Regions from separate parts of the Mus musculus genome. Here region 2 is linked to region 1. A link is a loop called in an ENCODE intact Hi-C map of the cell type or tissue named here. Cell type or tissue: gastrocnemius. All regions are shown on one strand.

Region 1 (8,000 bases):
GACACAGAGGGACGGGAAGCTAGAAATGAACCAAATTCTAAGGGTGGCTTTCTCTTATAGAAAGTTGCTCTAGTGAGAACTAACCAGGCCCCCTGGGAACTACCTCAATCTTTCCAAATTGCAGAGCTTGACAGTGATCAAGAGCTATCCACTATGGTCTGTCCCTTGCAAGTCCCACCACTTCAACACCAAGAGACAGACTGCATCAAAACCAGGGCAGATAGCTGGAGCTGAAGCAGGAGGATCTCAAAAATGTTCAAGGTCAACATTGGAAACTTAGACTCAATAAATAAGTTAATTAAATGGGGTCTGGCAAGCTGACACAAACCTAGAATTCCAGCATTTGGGAGGATCATCCATTGACAGCTGGGCTCCATGGGGGGTATAATTACTCTATTACTATTTTCTTCCTCTTATACAAAAGGAGAAGATGCAAACTGACAAAAAGTCATGGACGGTCAATTAAATGCCTACAGATAGCCAGAGAGAAGGAGAGAGGCAAGAGAGACACTTGGGGGTGGTGACATACTCATTACCTTGATGGGCCAATCATTTCCTAGACATAAACATGCACATATATACATTTTGTTGTTGTTTCTCAAGAGAAGGTCTCACTATGTAACTCTGGCTGTTCTGAAACTCATTCTGTAAAGCAGCCCAGCCTTGAACTCAGAGATTGTGCCTGGCTGGCAGACACATATATTACAACTCATAAAGTTACACCCTGCTAATGTGTGCAACTTACTCTGAATCAAGTACACCTAAATAAAGTTGCCATTTAAAGGGGGTGGGGAAACCCCAGCACGGTGGCCCACACCTCTGATCACAAAACTCGGGAGGCAAAGGAAGTCAGAGCTCTGTGAGAACCAGGTCAGCCTGGTCTAGAGAGTGAGTTCAGGACAGCCTGGGCTACACAGAGAAATACCATCTCAAAACAAAACAAAAACAAGAAACAAGAAAAATGTTGGTCCACATTTTCCTCTTCCTTTGGTGAATGGGCTAGAAAAAAAAATGGGGCGTTCAAACAAACTTAGGAAAATCGCAAAATGGCAGGGAAAGAAAATAGAACAGTTATTTTATGTAGCTTTTCAAGACAGGGTTTCTCTGTGTAGCCTTGGCTGTCCTGGAGCTCACTCTCTAGACCAGGCTTACCTTGAGCTCAGCCCGCCTTTGCCTCCCAAGTGCTGGGTTAAAGGTGTGTCACCACTGCCTGGGTATGCTTGCTACTTTACTGTTATCACAAGATCCATTTTCATTCTCCAGAGTGGGTCATTCTCAAAATCATATCCAATAAAAGGGTCTACAGTTTTTTAAAGCAAAAACTGAGCATGCACACACACAGACACAAACACACACACAGACACACACGCACACCTGTGACCAGTAATTCTGACTTTCCACTTTTACAAATTGTCAGCAGGTGGCACTAATGACTAAAAAGTTACCCAAAGAAGACTGGCAACTCTGCTTTTCTTTTTTGTTTTCTTTCCTTCCTTCCTTCCTTCCTTCCTTCCTTCCTTCCTTCCTTCCTTCCTTCCTTCCTTCCTTCCTTCCTGACAGCTTTTGTGGCTCTTCTGGAATTCACTGTGTAGACCAGGCTGGCCTCAAACTCAGAGATCCACCAGCATCTATTTCCTAGGTGCTGGGATTAAAGGCGTGCACCGTCACCACCCAGTGAGAAAAAATCAACTTCTAAAAGAGTGTCTGAGCCTCCACTCCACCCCAGTGAAACAGACACTGCCGTGGCTCTTGGTCACACAGCAATACTGAAGACATCGTACATCCTGGTTGCACACCATGGAGACATCAATCTAGAACTGAGCAGCAAACTTCTAGCTTCCATGGTGCCAGGAGGCAGCAGGCAGGCCACTGTGGAAGAAATGACATCCAAGGTCTCATGCTGGACCCTGCATCTACAACACTGACCTTCTAAGTAAGATGCAGACTCTACTACAATAGCGTCGTGGCTATTTAGGGAGTAACAAACTGTTTTCTGGTTAGACTTGAGGCCTGCTCAGTCATTGGCTGAAACCATTGTTGAATTTTTGCTGCAGATGCTTAAAAACGCAGAGATCAATGCTCATCTTACAGGTTAGCTGTGGATTCTCAGTCACTGAACATATCCGGGTGACTCATGATCATATCAACCCATAAAGGAGATCCCCCTGACACTCAGAAGTAACCCTCATTGAAAAGGAACAAACTGTATGCCTTTAATCCCAGCACTTTGGAGGCAGAGGCAGTTGAATCTCTGTAAGTTCAAGGCTAGCCTGGTCTACAGAGTGAGTTTGAGGACAGCCAGGGATACACAGACAGCTTCCTGCCTCTGTCTGGGATTAAAAGCCTGTGCCACTATACAAGGTCCTAAGCTAATATGTTTTATTTCATACATACACATATATAGTTTTATTTTCTTCTTTTCTTTAGAAGACAGAACTAAAGTTCCAGGCTAGCCTGTGCCACATTGTGAGACCCTATCTAAAACAGACAAAACACATCAAATGAGATATATCAAGAAATGGACAGAGATACATTTCAGCCCATTCCTACAATGAGGCATTAACCTAATCTAGCATCAGCAAAGAAAAAATAAAAACAAAACAAAGCAAACAGATGTAGTGGTCAGTTCTTGTCAACTTGACACAATCCAGAGTCAAACGGGAAGGACAAACCTCAATTGAGAAAATGCCTCCATTGGATTGGTCTGTGTGCAAGTCAGCAGGACATCTTCTTGATTATAACTGACGTGGGCGATGCCAGCCCTGGGCACGTGGCCCTGAGTGGTATAAGAAAGCAGACTGAGCAAGCCATGGGGAGCAAGCCCTCAGCACTGTTTCTTCATGGCCTCTGCTTGAGTCTTCCCTCCAGCTTCCTGCCCTGCCCTCCCTCAGTGATGGACTATAAATGTAAGCTGAAAGAAACCCTTTCTTTCCCGAGTAGCTTTCGGTCAAGGTGCTTATCCCAGCAATAGAAAGCGCACCAGGACGCTGGATGAAAGCGCTGGGAGCTGAGAACCGTTCAGGAGAGGGGCCTGAGGAGGGCTGCTTTCTGAACGCACGTAACATAGAGTAATTTTTAAAAAGTTTTTATTTTTAACATTTTTATATTTATCTTGATGATTTAAAGAAGAGTTTTAAAATATTTTCTTTAAATTTTGTGGACGTCTTGACTGTGAGTTTTTGGATGTGAATGTAATTCCGCTGGGGGCCAGCAGAGGTCACTGGTTGGATGCGGGAACAACACAGTTGTCTATGCGAACACAACTCCTGTCTTCTGCCCGAGCAGCAATACTCTTAATCCCTGAACCGTCTCTCCAACTCCACGCAACGTAATTCTTAACTACATTGCATCTCATTTGGGAGTGAGACATTTCTACCTTGGCTTGAACACATAATCTCCATCTTCAGCCGTCCTCCCCAGTCCCCCCTCAGTCACCATCACATCTCCAGTCCTCCCCTGTTACCGCCAACCCTGTTTTAAAGACAGGTGCTTACACTGTCGCCACGGCTGGCCTAGAACTCACAGTTTCTCCTGCCTCTGCCTCTTGAGTGCTGGCATTAAAGTGTGCACCACTACACTGACCCTTGAAACTTGAGGCTTCAATCTCTTCACAGACCAAGGCAACACCTCCCTCCCTACTCTATCCATCCATGCATCGTAACAGGTTTCGTCCTCCATCTCAGGGAGAAAGGCTGTGTAATCACTGTTCTCAAAATCAGTGTCAGGAAACTAGCAGCAACGTGGAACAGGACAACGGCAGAGCTTTAGAAGCCAAGACTGCTCAGTTCCTGCCCATTCTCAGGACGAAGTATTTATCACCACCACATAGCAGTGAAACTACATGTTTCCTGAAATAAAACTCATGTATGGCCTCTTGTATGTACAGTCTGTCTGTGTGTGTGTGTGTGCGTGTGTGTGTGTGTGTGTGTATGCATGTGTATTAATGAGATGAGAGCAGAAGGGGGCCTATGTGGAAGAAGGAGAGGAGCCCAGACAAGGAACAGTAGTGGGTATACAACAAGATATGTGTCATATCTTGTTATACCAATGTCATCATGAAACCTATTGTTTGTGTGCCACTAAAAATAACAAGTAACAAAATAAATAAATAACTGGCCTAGTATGGTGGAGTGCACTTAAGTTCCTAATGATTAGCAGGCAGAAGAGTCAGGAGTTCAAGGCCAGCCTCTACTACGTGGCAAGTGAAGGTGAAGGTGAGCCTGTGGAGCAAGAGATCCTTTTTTTTTTTTTTCCTTAAACAAACAAGCAAAACCAAACAGCAGACAGGCAGACAGACAGACAGACAGACACACACACACACACACACACACATGATTTAATATTACAAAGTGTCTTTATCCACACATATCAAGGCTGTCTTGAGAACATTTTCTGTGATTAGTTCATAGAACCAGTGTCTTTAAGACCAAGGGTTTCATGCACCTGTCTTTAATATAGAGCATCTCCTACCTTGAAGCATTAACCTAAGTCATATGTACATATTTGTTTGTTTTTTGTTTTTCGAGACAGGGTTTCTCTGTAGTCTTGGCTGTCCTGGAACTCACTTTGTAGACCAGGCTGGCCTCGAACTCAGAAATCGGCTTACCTCTGCCTCCCAAGTGCTAGGATTAAAGGCGTGCGCCACCACAGCCCGACTTGTTTGTTTGTTTTAACCAAGGTCTTACACTGGAGCCTGGAGCCCGCTCTGAAACTTAGCTTAGGTTGGCTGCCAACAAGAGGTGATCCCCCTGCCTCCACCTCTGCTGGGACTCCATGTAAAGGCCACCATCACAGACTTATCAATTACACATGTAGTTGTTGGTTTTTTGAGACAGGGTCTCTCTATGTAGCCCTGGCTTTCCTGGAACTCAAACCTAAGAGAGATCCAACTGCCTCTGCTTTCTGAGTGCTGGGATTAAAGGTGTGCATCACTAGTTTCAGGAAATCCAATTCACACCATAGCCAGTCAATGTTTGGTTGTTTTGTTTGTTTGTTTGTTTGTTTATTACTTTTAGTAGCATACAAACAGTACGTTTCTTTAGGCACCAGTCATGTACATGGTACTTATGCATACGTGCAGCCAAAATACTTATACAACGAACACAATTCTTTATGTCTTTTTAAATTAAGTTCATCAGTCTCCGGTCTCTCTTCCCCTCACCCCACTCTCTGTGAGCTCTGGAGGCCCTGTGCTAAAATTAAATCATCTGAAACAGAAAGAGGCCATGGGGGGTGGGGGGGGCGGTATTTTCTCTTCATGAGGAAATCCACAGTCCTGCTTCTGTCACAGCCAAGTCTACAGACAATCAGAAGGGTGCACAGTGGGCTATGCCAGCAGTTCTCAACCTGTGGGTCCCAACCCACTTGAGTATTGAATGACCCCTTTATAGAGGCTGCCTAAGACTATCGAAAACACAGACATTTCCATTACAATTCATAACAATAGCAAAATTACAGCTATGAAGTAGCAACAAAAATAATTTTATGGTTGGGCGTCACCACAGCATGAGGAACTATATAAAGGGTCGCAGCATTAGGAGCGTTGAAAACCACTGCTATATTTTAAAAAAAAAAATGTGCCTTATATTTCTTATTGTAGTGGTTGGGAGGTGGAGGCAGGGGAATCACTACTTTTTCAAAGCCAACCTAAGTTACATTAGCTGATTAGGCTAGAATCTAGAAGCTAAAATAGTTCTGAAGTCCAGGCTGCCCTAGAACTCAGAGGATGCCCTTGAACTCTGACTCTTTGCCTCCCATCTCCCAAGTGCTAGGATGACAGGCATAGGCCAACAGGTCTACTCTGGTGCTGGAGATCGAAGCCAGGACTTCATTCATGGTAGGCAGTGCTCTACAAACTGAGATACTGCCTCTCCATTTGCGATCCTTCTTTTGAATTCCTGTTTTAAGACAAGGGTTCACTCTGTCCCAAACTGGCCTTGAACTTCTAGCAATTCTCCTGCCTCAGCCTCCCAGTACAGAAATTACACTTACTCTTTAAGATTTCTGAAGTCAGTCCTTCCAACCCGAGGGAATTGGGCCTCTGCGTGCAGGAATTTGTTCAACAAATGCTTTTTTGAATTAAAAAAAAAAAATCTGAAATCCCTAAACTGTTAGGACATATGATAATATGGTTCACACCTCAGAGGAGCTGTTTAGAGACAAGAGGCAGGCACTGCAGAGGCAGGCACTACAGAGTTGGTAAAAACTATTCATATGCATTGGAGGAGCTTAGCCTGCCACCAGGATTCCAAGGTTCCAGTTAAATCTGTTTGGAGAAATCGCAGAGAACTGCGAAGGATGCGGTATTTGACCGTTTGAGGGCTCAGAGAGGCACTAGAGAACAGGCACTTGAGCCATACGTCAGACGGTGTGGGGCAAGCTATGGATGACCAGAGACAAGTGACATCCTCCAACCACCGTGTTCTTCTCTCACTTCACACGCTTCTGCTGCCCAACTGTGAGTAAGAATCAGCTGTCTTCAAGTTTTGTCTTGAGACAGTCTCGTTACGTAGACCAGGCTGGCCTAGAACTTCCAGACACCCACCTGCCTCTGCCTCCCGAGTGTCACAATTAAAGCCCCGTGCCCTAACCCACAGCTTGCAGCCTTTAAAAAAATAACCTATTTTTTTATTCTATGTGCATTGTTGTTTTGCCTGCATGTATGTCTGTGTGTAGGCGTCAGATCACTTGGAGCTGGATTAGAGACAGTTGTGAGCAGAGTGGAAGCTGCGAGTTAAACTTGGGTTCTCCAGAAAGGCAGTCAGTACTTTTAACCCCTGAGCCGTCTCTTCTCCCTCCTTCCCTCCTTCTCTCCCTCCCTTCCCCTCTCTCTTTCTTTCTTTCAAACACAAGCTAAGAAAGAAAGCACTGCTAATCGTCAGCCAGGTGAAAAGGACAAGAGACTGTTTTGTATTTAGTTTCTTCCCCAGTCATCTGTTTCTTTTTCTCACGGTCAGGAATCTTCTCTGCCATTCGTTGGAAAGTTCTAGATCAAGAGTCAGGTCACCACAAAGGCTCCAGTGTTTGTGATAGTTCTTAGACGGAGGATCTTGTTGATGTAGTTAACTACCCACTGGGTGGCAGGGCTGAGCCAACTCAATTCCTAAACTCGTGAAGAAAGGATTTCTCAGAAAAGAACAAGTTTTCAGAAAAGGCTAAGGACTGAGTGTCCCGTCTCCCTGGAGCCGTTACATCAACAAAGCCTGGTTGAAAAATACCCCATCCTCCCTCGCTGCCTTCACCCCTTGCTCTAATACATAACGATCCATCCATAGATTCCAAGGAGGGAAGAACTGGAGTTAAAAGTATAAAACTTAACATTAACAACAAAGGGAAGCAAGACTACAAGTCTGCAATGCTATGAAACAACTCTGTTCTCCTTTAAAGTGTCCCCCCAACCCATCAGTTCAGTCAGTACTTATGCCCTGAGCTGCACTCCATAGGTGCTAGGAAGAACACACAACTGCAAAAAGCACATAGCCCTGCTCTCTAGAAATTCATTATCCAGGGGGGAAAAAAAGAGCAACTTGCCTGAGAAGCATAAACAATGTGCTAGGGGGGATTAAAGAATAATAATAAAATCGTACTTAGTTATAAGGCAAAACCTGAGACCAGCTGGCACCAAGATTTCAGAGGGGAATGCCGGCTGACTGTCTACTGGGGACAGGGTGGGGCCTGGGATTTCAGATGCTGGGGCTGAGGAGGGAAGGTGTTCCAGGTAGAGAGAGGCGTCATCGAGGACTTCACAAAGGAAGAAGAGGATATTAGGAGAACACTGAGTACCCAGGCTTGGCTGACATGCAGGGAACATAGATCAGGAAGTAGTGAGCAACGAGGCAGGAACGTTTAGCAGAGACCATGCTGTAAAGCTTTTAAATGCACGGTGGACATTTGCATGAGATTCAGTAAGCTCAGGATTTTGGATAATTACAGGAGCTGGCAGGGGGGAAATGTTGTATTAATCTAGCTGTAATCTAAAGATGATACTGGGAAGTTTAGCT
Region 2 (8,000 bases), 46 kb after region 1:
TGGCTGTCCTAGAACTCACTCTGTAGACCAGGCTGGCCTCAAACTCAGAAATCAGCCTGCCTCTGCCTCCCAAGTGCTGGGATTAAAGGCGCGCACCACCACTAGCAGGCTGTGTTTTTATTCTTAATCTAGAAATCCTACTGTTAAAATCTGTCCTAAATAGTCACATATTCGGCAATAAAAGTATCACAATGTTTGCTAAAGAGCTATTTATGGCAGCAAAAGTTCTGAAATAAACTAGACATGGTGATTCTCACCTCACCTCAAGAAGGCTAAGGCAGGGCTGGTGAGATGGCTCAGTGGGTAAGAGCACCCAACTGCTCTTCCAAAGGTCAGGAGTTCAAATCCCAGCCACCACATGGGACCATGGGACCATTTGAACCATGTGGTGGCTCACAACCATCTGTAACAAGATCTGACGCCCTCTTCTGGAGTGTCTGAAGACAGCTACAGTGTACTTACATATAATAAATAAATAAATCTTTAAAAAAAAAGAAGAAAAAGAAGGCTAAGGCAGAAAGTGGTCAGTCTGAGGTATCTATGGAGTTCCAGGTCAGCCTGGGCTACTACATAGTGAAACCTTGTTTCAAACAACAAATTCTGAAATGATATAAGTGGTCTAATAATAGATGATAAAAACCACAAACCAAAAACAGCCTGGTTTTAATCCCAGCACTCAGGAGGCAGAAGCAGGCAGAAATCTAGAGTTTGAGGCCAGCCTGGTCTACAGAGTGAGTTCCAGGACAGCCAAGGCTACACAGAGAAACAGACTGTCTAGAAAAACCAAAAACCAAACCAAAACAAAGGTGGAGAGATGCCTCAGTGGTTAAGAGCACTGACTGCTCTTCCAGAGGTCCTGAGTTCAACTCCCAGCAACCACATGGTGGCTCACAACCATCTGTAATGGGATCTGATGCCCTCTTCGGGTGTCTGAAAAACAGCTACAGTGAGCTCACATAAATATAATAAGTGCATCTTTAAAAAACAAAACAAAAAAGCAAAACCCAACAACAACAACAACATCCAGAACAAATAACAAAAACCCCCAAACAAGCCATTTTCAAGGGAGGAGGTTAATAATATGGAGTGTTTAGGGGTGAAGGAGACTACAATATAAAGTCATATTTATCTGTTGTTGTTGTTTTTTTAATGTTTTCATTCTTGATACAAAATTGAATTTATAGTGTGGCTCTATTTACTTATAAAACAAAAAGTTTTGCATATATACAGAATAAACTGAGAGTACATATGTCTAAATACTAGTATCAGGGGCAGGCAAGATGGCTCAGCAGATAAAGTCAGTGCCAGTCCAAGAACCTGAGTCCCATCCCTGGAACCAACTAAGGTGCAAGGGAGACATAACCTTACAAAGCTGTCCTCTGACGCTGACATGCATGCGGTGGCACCAGTGTGCAAGTACATAAAATAACAATAAAGTTTAAAGTTGTAAAATACTAATTACCATCATTATTACCTTAGGGCTATGAAATAATGCACACTCTTATATTACTATGTGTTTGAAAGTTGTGTGGAATAAATGTATATCCTACAATCAACAAGTAAAAAGGATGCTTCGTTTTCAAGAATGCAGGGGAAATCTGGAGAATGGTTCAGTGGCTCAGAGCACTGGCTGCTCTCCCAGAGGACTTGGGATTCGATTCCCCGGGACCCACACAGGGACTCACAGCTGTCTGTAACCCGTCCCAGGGAACCCAACACCCTTTTCTGCCTTCTGAGGGTTTCAAGCACACAAGTGGTACAAAGACTCACATGCAGACCAAACGCCCACCCACACACAAGAATTCAGAGGACGAGTGGGTGCTATAGCTCAGTGGTGGAACCCTACTTAGCAAATCACTAGGGCCTCAATTCAATCCCCAGTTAAAGAAAATAAGCAAACCCTCACAACAACAACAACAGCAACAACACACTCGCTTAGCAGAAAGCCTTGGGCCAAGCCTGTCATTCAGAAATTTCAATTCATCTTTGGTTCCATGGTGAGTTTGGGGCCAGCCTGACCTCCACATATGCACCATGGTACACACTCCACCCAGGCCCACTAATAATAAGTAAGTTTAAGTTGAATAAATTCAAAGGAAAAAGTGAAAGAGTGGACCGACCTGAAAAGAGCTAGTGAGTTCTCTTCCTAAAGATGCTGTTTCAGAGCTAGGGGTGTAGTTCAGGGGCAGAATGAATGCTTAGCATTTGTAAGACCGGACTCACATTTCTCAATTTAAAAGAAAAAAGCTTATTTGGGGTGCAGTGGTACAAGCCTGTTATCCCAGAAAGGGTGAGGCAGGAGGGTCATAAGTTGGAGGTCAGCCTGTTTGCCCTGCATAGAAAGAACTGGTTTCGAAAATATTTTCCCACATACTAAATAACAATTTATTGAATAGATGTTATCAGAGGGTTCATTGTGATCCCGGTTGTCTAGCACTGTGTCTGCTATGTAGTAGGTTCTCAGTAAATATCTGTCTTTTGAACATGTGTCTACAGACTCTGTGAGTCACAAAGACTCCCTTCTGGTTCTTTTTGTTGTTTTCCTTCTCTGGTCTGAGAATAACTATAAAACATTAATGCAATAAACCACCAGTTCAAAGACCCCTAATTATATAATGTTGTCTTTTATTGTTCCCTAATTATATCAGGAGTTTAAATTTGTCCTCCTTGACAAGAGCACTGGTTCCCACAAATCAATTCCACTCGATTAACGCTTACTGAACACAATGTATTAAGTACCCCAATCTGTCCCATCAAACCTTCCGTTCATAGAATAGAAACAGTGAAAGAGAACATATAATCCTAACACCGGGGGTACTGTGGCAGGGGGAATGCAAACTGGAGGCCAGTATGGGCTACATAGCAAGAGTCTGCCGATAAAAGCATGGGAGGGATGGAAAAAGTCAGCCTCGTGAGATGGTAAATACTCGTGTTGCCAAGTGGCCAGGAAACAGGCTGACTAGCTCAAGTTGTCCTCTGACCTCCTTGCGTAAGCCATGGCTTGTACGTACCCCCCCCACACACACACAAATAATGTAATTTTAAAAATTAAAGAGATTCCAATAGTGATAATCGGACTTTGTCAGGTCGGGGATCAATAAATTCTTCACGGTGGTCTAGGAAAGTGGTGGGTAGAGGGTAGCGGTTCAGTTGACTTGATAGGTAATAAGAATCTGTCAGGCTCTTGACAGGGGGCTAATGTTACGTTAATGGGTGCGGGAGAAGCTGGTACCATAGAAGAGTCTGAGCTACAAGAATGAACCTTCCTCTCCTGCTTTAATATCTGTCCCCAGGCGCGACAGCAAGCTGTCTCCGGCGTACAGTCAAGACAGCAGTGAGAGCCCGGGGAAAAAGGGGAGGGATTTAGAAGGGGGCTGATCCAACAGGCTGACAGAAAGCGTTATCTACGTCGCTGTCGGCGCCGAGGGACTAATTCGGGAAGTACCGAACCAAACCGGGTCAGAGCCACCAGGTCGAAGCCTTACCTGCCGTCCCTCCCCCACTCAGGGCCCACGCAGCCGCCAACTTGAAATTTGCTTTTCTTCTTCCAGCCCTCGTTCTAGGCCCGCCTCCCCGAGCTCTCCATTGGTGGGTTTTCCTGGCCAATCGACGAGAGCGGAGGCGGGCGAGGAGGGGAGGAGGAGGGAGCGAGCTTAACCGGAACTGAGGCTTGGGAAGTGGCGCGCTGAGACCTGGGGCTGCAGAATTCACCTCTTATGCCCAGACCGAACTAGATGGCTAAGATGTCCTGCTACTCAGAGCTCATCCAGACACGTGGCGGAGCCAGAAGAGGAGAACCGCTGCTGGGAAATGTAGCCCTGGGTCAGAGAAACCAGACTGCTCATCTGTTAACAGCTGTGCCTGCAGGAGTTCCCAGAAACACTCCAGGAGGTTCCCAACTACCGGACTCCAGCGCCCTCTTCTGGCTTAGGCCATCACACACACACACACACACACACACACACACACACACACACACACACACCACACACACACCACACACACACACACACACACACACACCACACACACACACACACACACACACACACACACACACACCACACACACACACACACCACACACACACACACACACACACACACACCACACACACACCACACACACACCACACATCACACACACACACACCACACATCACACACACACACACACACACACACACACACACACACACACCACACATCACACACACACACACACACACACACACACACACACACACACCACACATCACACACACACACACACACACACAGAGAAACACTCCAGGAGGTTCCCAACTACCGGACTCCCGCGCCCTCTTCTGGCTTAGGCCATCACATACACACCACACACACCACACACACACACACACACATACCACACACACCCTCTTTATTATTCTTCCTCAGTCACCAGCACTACTAATAAATAATCTTTAAAAGATTTTTTTTCTCTAAAGGCAGGGTCTGGCTACCCAGTCTAGGCTGGCCTTGAACTCTTGATACTCTTGACTCTGCTACCAAGCTCAGGCCCCAAATGCGGATTGTTGCGGTGTCTGAGAAGTGAGGGAGAGAAGGGGGCTTGGGACCAGAGCAGTAATTGGGGAGAGAAGGCAGGAACCCAGTGGGTTTTTTCTTTCTGTACTTTCCACTGCCCTTCAAGCCCCTTCAAGGAAAGAGGGCAGAATAGAAAGAGTCATTTTTTTTACAGAGTAGAAGTAAAGGGAAATACTTCAGGATGGATGTAAAACTAGGAGTCAGTCAACAAGAATATGACAGAGGTCAGAGAAAATGGCCTCTAGACTGGGAAGTTGCATGTGGATGACACATACTCCGTTTTTGGAATAGTATAAAAACATAGCTGTAGCGCTTTGGGGGAACTTGCTTAACCTCATTATCATTTGTTGCAGGAAGACAATAGTTCCCCCCTCATTGAGTTGTGAGGGTTGGAGATGATGTATGTATGCACATCTCTCGGCACACATCAATAGCTAATAAAAGTGGGTGATTTCCCTCCGGCTGTTTCTCCTCCTTTCCCAGGAACGTGACTTTTTGTATCTGTACTTGGTGGCGTCCACCATTTGAGTCCTCTAAGACCCTCGGTGAGCTTTCCAAACCCTTAATACCCATCCGATGCCCCCACTTTCCTTGGTACCTTCCAGCTGGACACAAACTCATCCCTAAACTATGCAGATGGAAGCCTTGGTAACCATGGAGACAGGGCAGGTGGCACGGAGAGGCAGAGGCAGTGAGCAACAGATAGGAAGAGATGAGTGATTCAGGCAGGGACCTTCAAGGAAGAGGGAAGAATGAGTCTAAGGGAGTAGAGATGTAATGAACACATCTGTGCAACAGGGGCCGGTCACCACTCTGCCTTTTTCTACCTCCTATGCACACCCCTTAAAATACTGTAAAGAGGGAATTTGGGACGGCCCCTTGCCCTAAAAATTCCCTGGGAAAACCACCTTCCTTACATTCCTAATGGGACCCAAGGGAAATGAGATCCAAGTGTCTCTATGGTGTGTGATGTTTGAGAGGGGTGCAGCGGGGATAGACTGTTGTCTGATTCCAGGCTATACTTTCCCTGATATTTAAACTACGGGAAGGGAGCCACATCTCCTGCCTCTCTGCTCTGTGGACGCCGCTGCAGATCCCAACCGCCTCCCTACACCCCTCTGCACAGTGTGCCATATGCCGTGTGTGGCAGTCAGGTCTGGCATACCGAAGCTCATGGAGATCTGTTGAAGATCAACGAAGAATCTGGATGGTTCCTGAATGGGTCGTGGGAGAGTCCCCTAAGGAGCGCTTAGGTTTGTTTGGGCTGGGGAGGTGGGATAAGAATGGGAAGTCAAGATTGGAGGCGCTAGGTGCTTTTTTTCCCCCTTAGGGGTTTATAGGTTTATATGTGTGCGCATGGGGGTGGGGAGCGGCTTGGTGCCGGACGCCCCCACCCGCAGAGACTGGGCTATAAATAGCACAGAAGAGCTCCGCCCCCCTTCTCTCCTCCGGAGCCGGCGCTGTGCCCGGGGCGCACCGGGAGGAGGGACCAGGATTCAGCGCTGGGGCACAGATACTGACACCAAGGGAATCCGGGTACCCCCCCACACACGCCATGTGGGTCCCCAGGTACCCGGCTCCTCCAACCCAGAGGCCCCCATGGCCCCGGCCTCAATCCTGGCCAGGCAGAGATTATGCGGACATTCAGGTATCTATTTGGGGGTACAGGCTGGGAGGGGGAAGAACAAGGAGCAATGGGGAACATGGCAAAAGCAAAAGAAACCCCACTTCTTCCTCCACCCCTTTAGGTCCCAATTGCAATCTGCTTCTCCCCCCCCCTCAGTTTTTGGGGATGTGGCAATCTAAAAGAGGTTAGGAATAGAAATATGTGTATGACTGTACGGGTGCATGTGTGTGGGTGGGTGGCGTTCAGTATCCTAGAGAGGGGGATTCCAAGTGTGGATAAGAAAAGGGGGATGTTGGAAAGGTCTGATAAGCCGTGGGGTGCGAATGGGGGGTGGGAATATCTGTGCGCGTGCATGTACGTATATGCACGAGCTCTCATCCTTCAGTGCGGGTGGTGCACCCTTCCCACCTCCTCTGGCATGCGTGTGCGGGGGGGGGGGGTATGGGACCGCTCAAAGACAGAAGTCAAAAGGAAAGACTGCACTTATCCCCCCCCCCCCGTCATACATCAGGTTCGTTCATCGGTGCCTCAGTTTCCCTGCTGAGCCTGTCAGTAAGCTCTCTCTCTCTCTTTCACAGGGATAGGCTTCACTACCGAGACTTCAGGCCTCTCCCAACCACCACCCCCATACTCCTAGATATCTTCGGCAGGTCCCAGTCCCGGCTCCATCGGTGTTTTTGCCCGAGCCGCAGCTATGCTGCACACCGAGGGCCACGCTCTTCTTCGAGCTGTGGGACAGGGTAAGCTACGCTTGGCCCGTTTGCTTCTGGAGGGAGGAGCCTACGTGAATGAGGGTGATGCCCAGGGGGAGACTGCGCTAATGGCGGCCTGTAGGGCCCGTTACGACGACCCTCAGAACAAGGCGCGCATGGTACGCTATCTCTTGGAGCAAGGCGCGGATCCCAACATCGCAGACCGTTTAGGACGTACCGCGCTGATGCATGCTTGCGCCGGGGGTGGGGGAGCCGCAGTGGCCTCTCTGCTCCTTGCCCACGGCGCAGACCCTTCAGTTCGAGATCACGCTGGCGCCTCGGCGCTTGTCCACGCCCTGGACCGAGGGGACCGCGAGACCCTTGCCACACTGCTGGACGCCTGCAAGGCCAAGGGCACGGAGGTCATCATCATAACGACGGATACCTCGCCCTCGGGCACCAAGAAGACCAGGCAGTATCTTAATTCCCCACCGTCCCCAGGGGTAGAGGACCCTGCACCCGCTCCTCCTAGTCCAGGGGTCTGCACATCGCCTTCAGAAGTCCAACTGCAGACTGCAGGAGGAGGGCGCGGGTTGTTATCCCCTCGCGCCCAGGAAGAAGAGGAGAAAAGAGACATTTTTGAATTTCCTCTTCCCAAGCCCCCTGATGACCCTTCCCCTTCCGAGCCTCTCCCCAAGCCACCTCGACATCCTCCAAAACCACTCAAAAGGCTCAATTCCGAGCCCTGGGGCCTTGTGGCTCCTCCTCAACCGGTTCCTCCTGCAGAAGGGAGGCCCGGTTTGGAGCGTCTGGCTGCTGAATTCAATGGCTTGACCCTGACCGGGAGACCGCGTCTTTCTCGGCGTCACAGCACCGAAGGCCCGGAGGACCCGCCCCCATGGGCGGAGAAAGTGACGGGTGGGGGTCCTCTCTCGCGCCGAAACACTGCGCCCGAGGCTCAGGAGTCTGGTCTTCCTTCAGGGCTAAGGCAAAAACTGAGCCGCATGGAGCCGGTGGAGCTCGACACCCCTGGACATTTTTGCCCTGACTCCCCCGAGTCCAGCCGGTTATCCCTGGAGCGCCGGCGATACAGCGCCTCTCCGCTGACCCTCCCTCCAG

What was found. A loop is a pair of places that touch in the nucleus more often than their neighbours do. Peaks named below come from ENCODE experiments on the same cell type or tissue, not always from the same donor. Only the 100,000 strongest peaks of a DNase experiment are listed, where the experiment ranks them.
Region 2: it touches region 1 in a loop (3-fold over the local background); 33 of 42 quality-filtered maps call a loop at or near these places.

The regions. Positions count from the first base shown.
Region 1 is chr3:96,544,346-96,552,345 of GRCm38, forward strand. No RefSeq gene overlaps it. Among named protein-coding and RNA genes, the nearest start is that of Txnip, 9.6 kb to the right of the region's middle. In gastrocnemius, CTCF peaks have their summits at 1,419 (motif pointing right), 3,208 (motif pointing right) and 7,073; DNase peaks (open chromatin) are centred at 2,825, 3,215 and 7,094; H3K4me3 peaks cover 1,397 bases; H3K27ac peaks cover 4,137 bases.
Region 2 is chr3:96,590,599-96,598,598 of GRCm38, forward strand. It overlaps Polr3gl (polymerase (RNA) III (DNA directed) polypeptide G like), which reads right to left and starts at 3,583. Exons shown (of 8, transcript NM_027241.4): 1 at 3,486-3,583. It overlaps Ankrd34a (ankyrin repeat domain 34A), which reads left to right and starts at 6,038. Exons shown (of 2, transcript NM_001024851.3): 1 at 6,038-6,210; 2 at 6,768-8,000. The coding sequence starts at 6,884. In gastrocnemius, no CTCF peak of the experiment used is centred here; DNase peaks (open chromatin) are centred at 2,958, 3,579, 4,314, 5,216 and 6 more places; H3K4me3 peaks cover 4,621 bases; H3K27ac peaks cover 5,141 bases.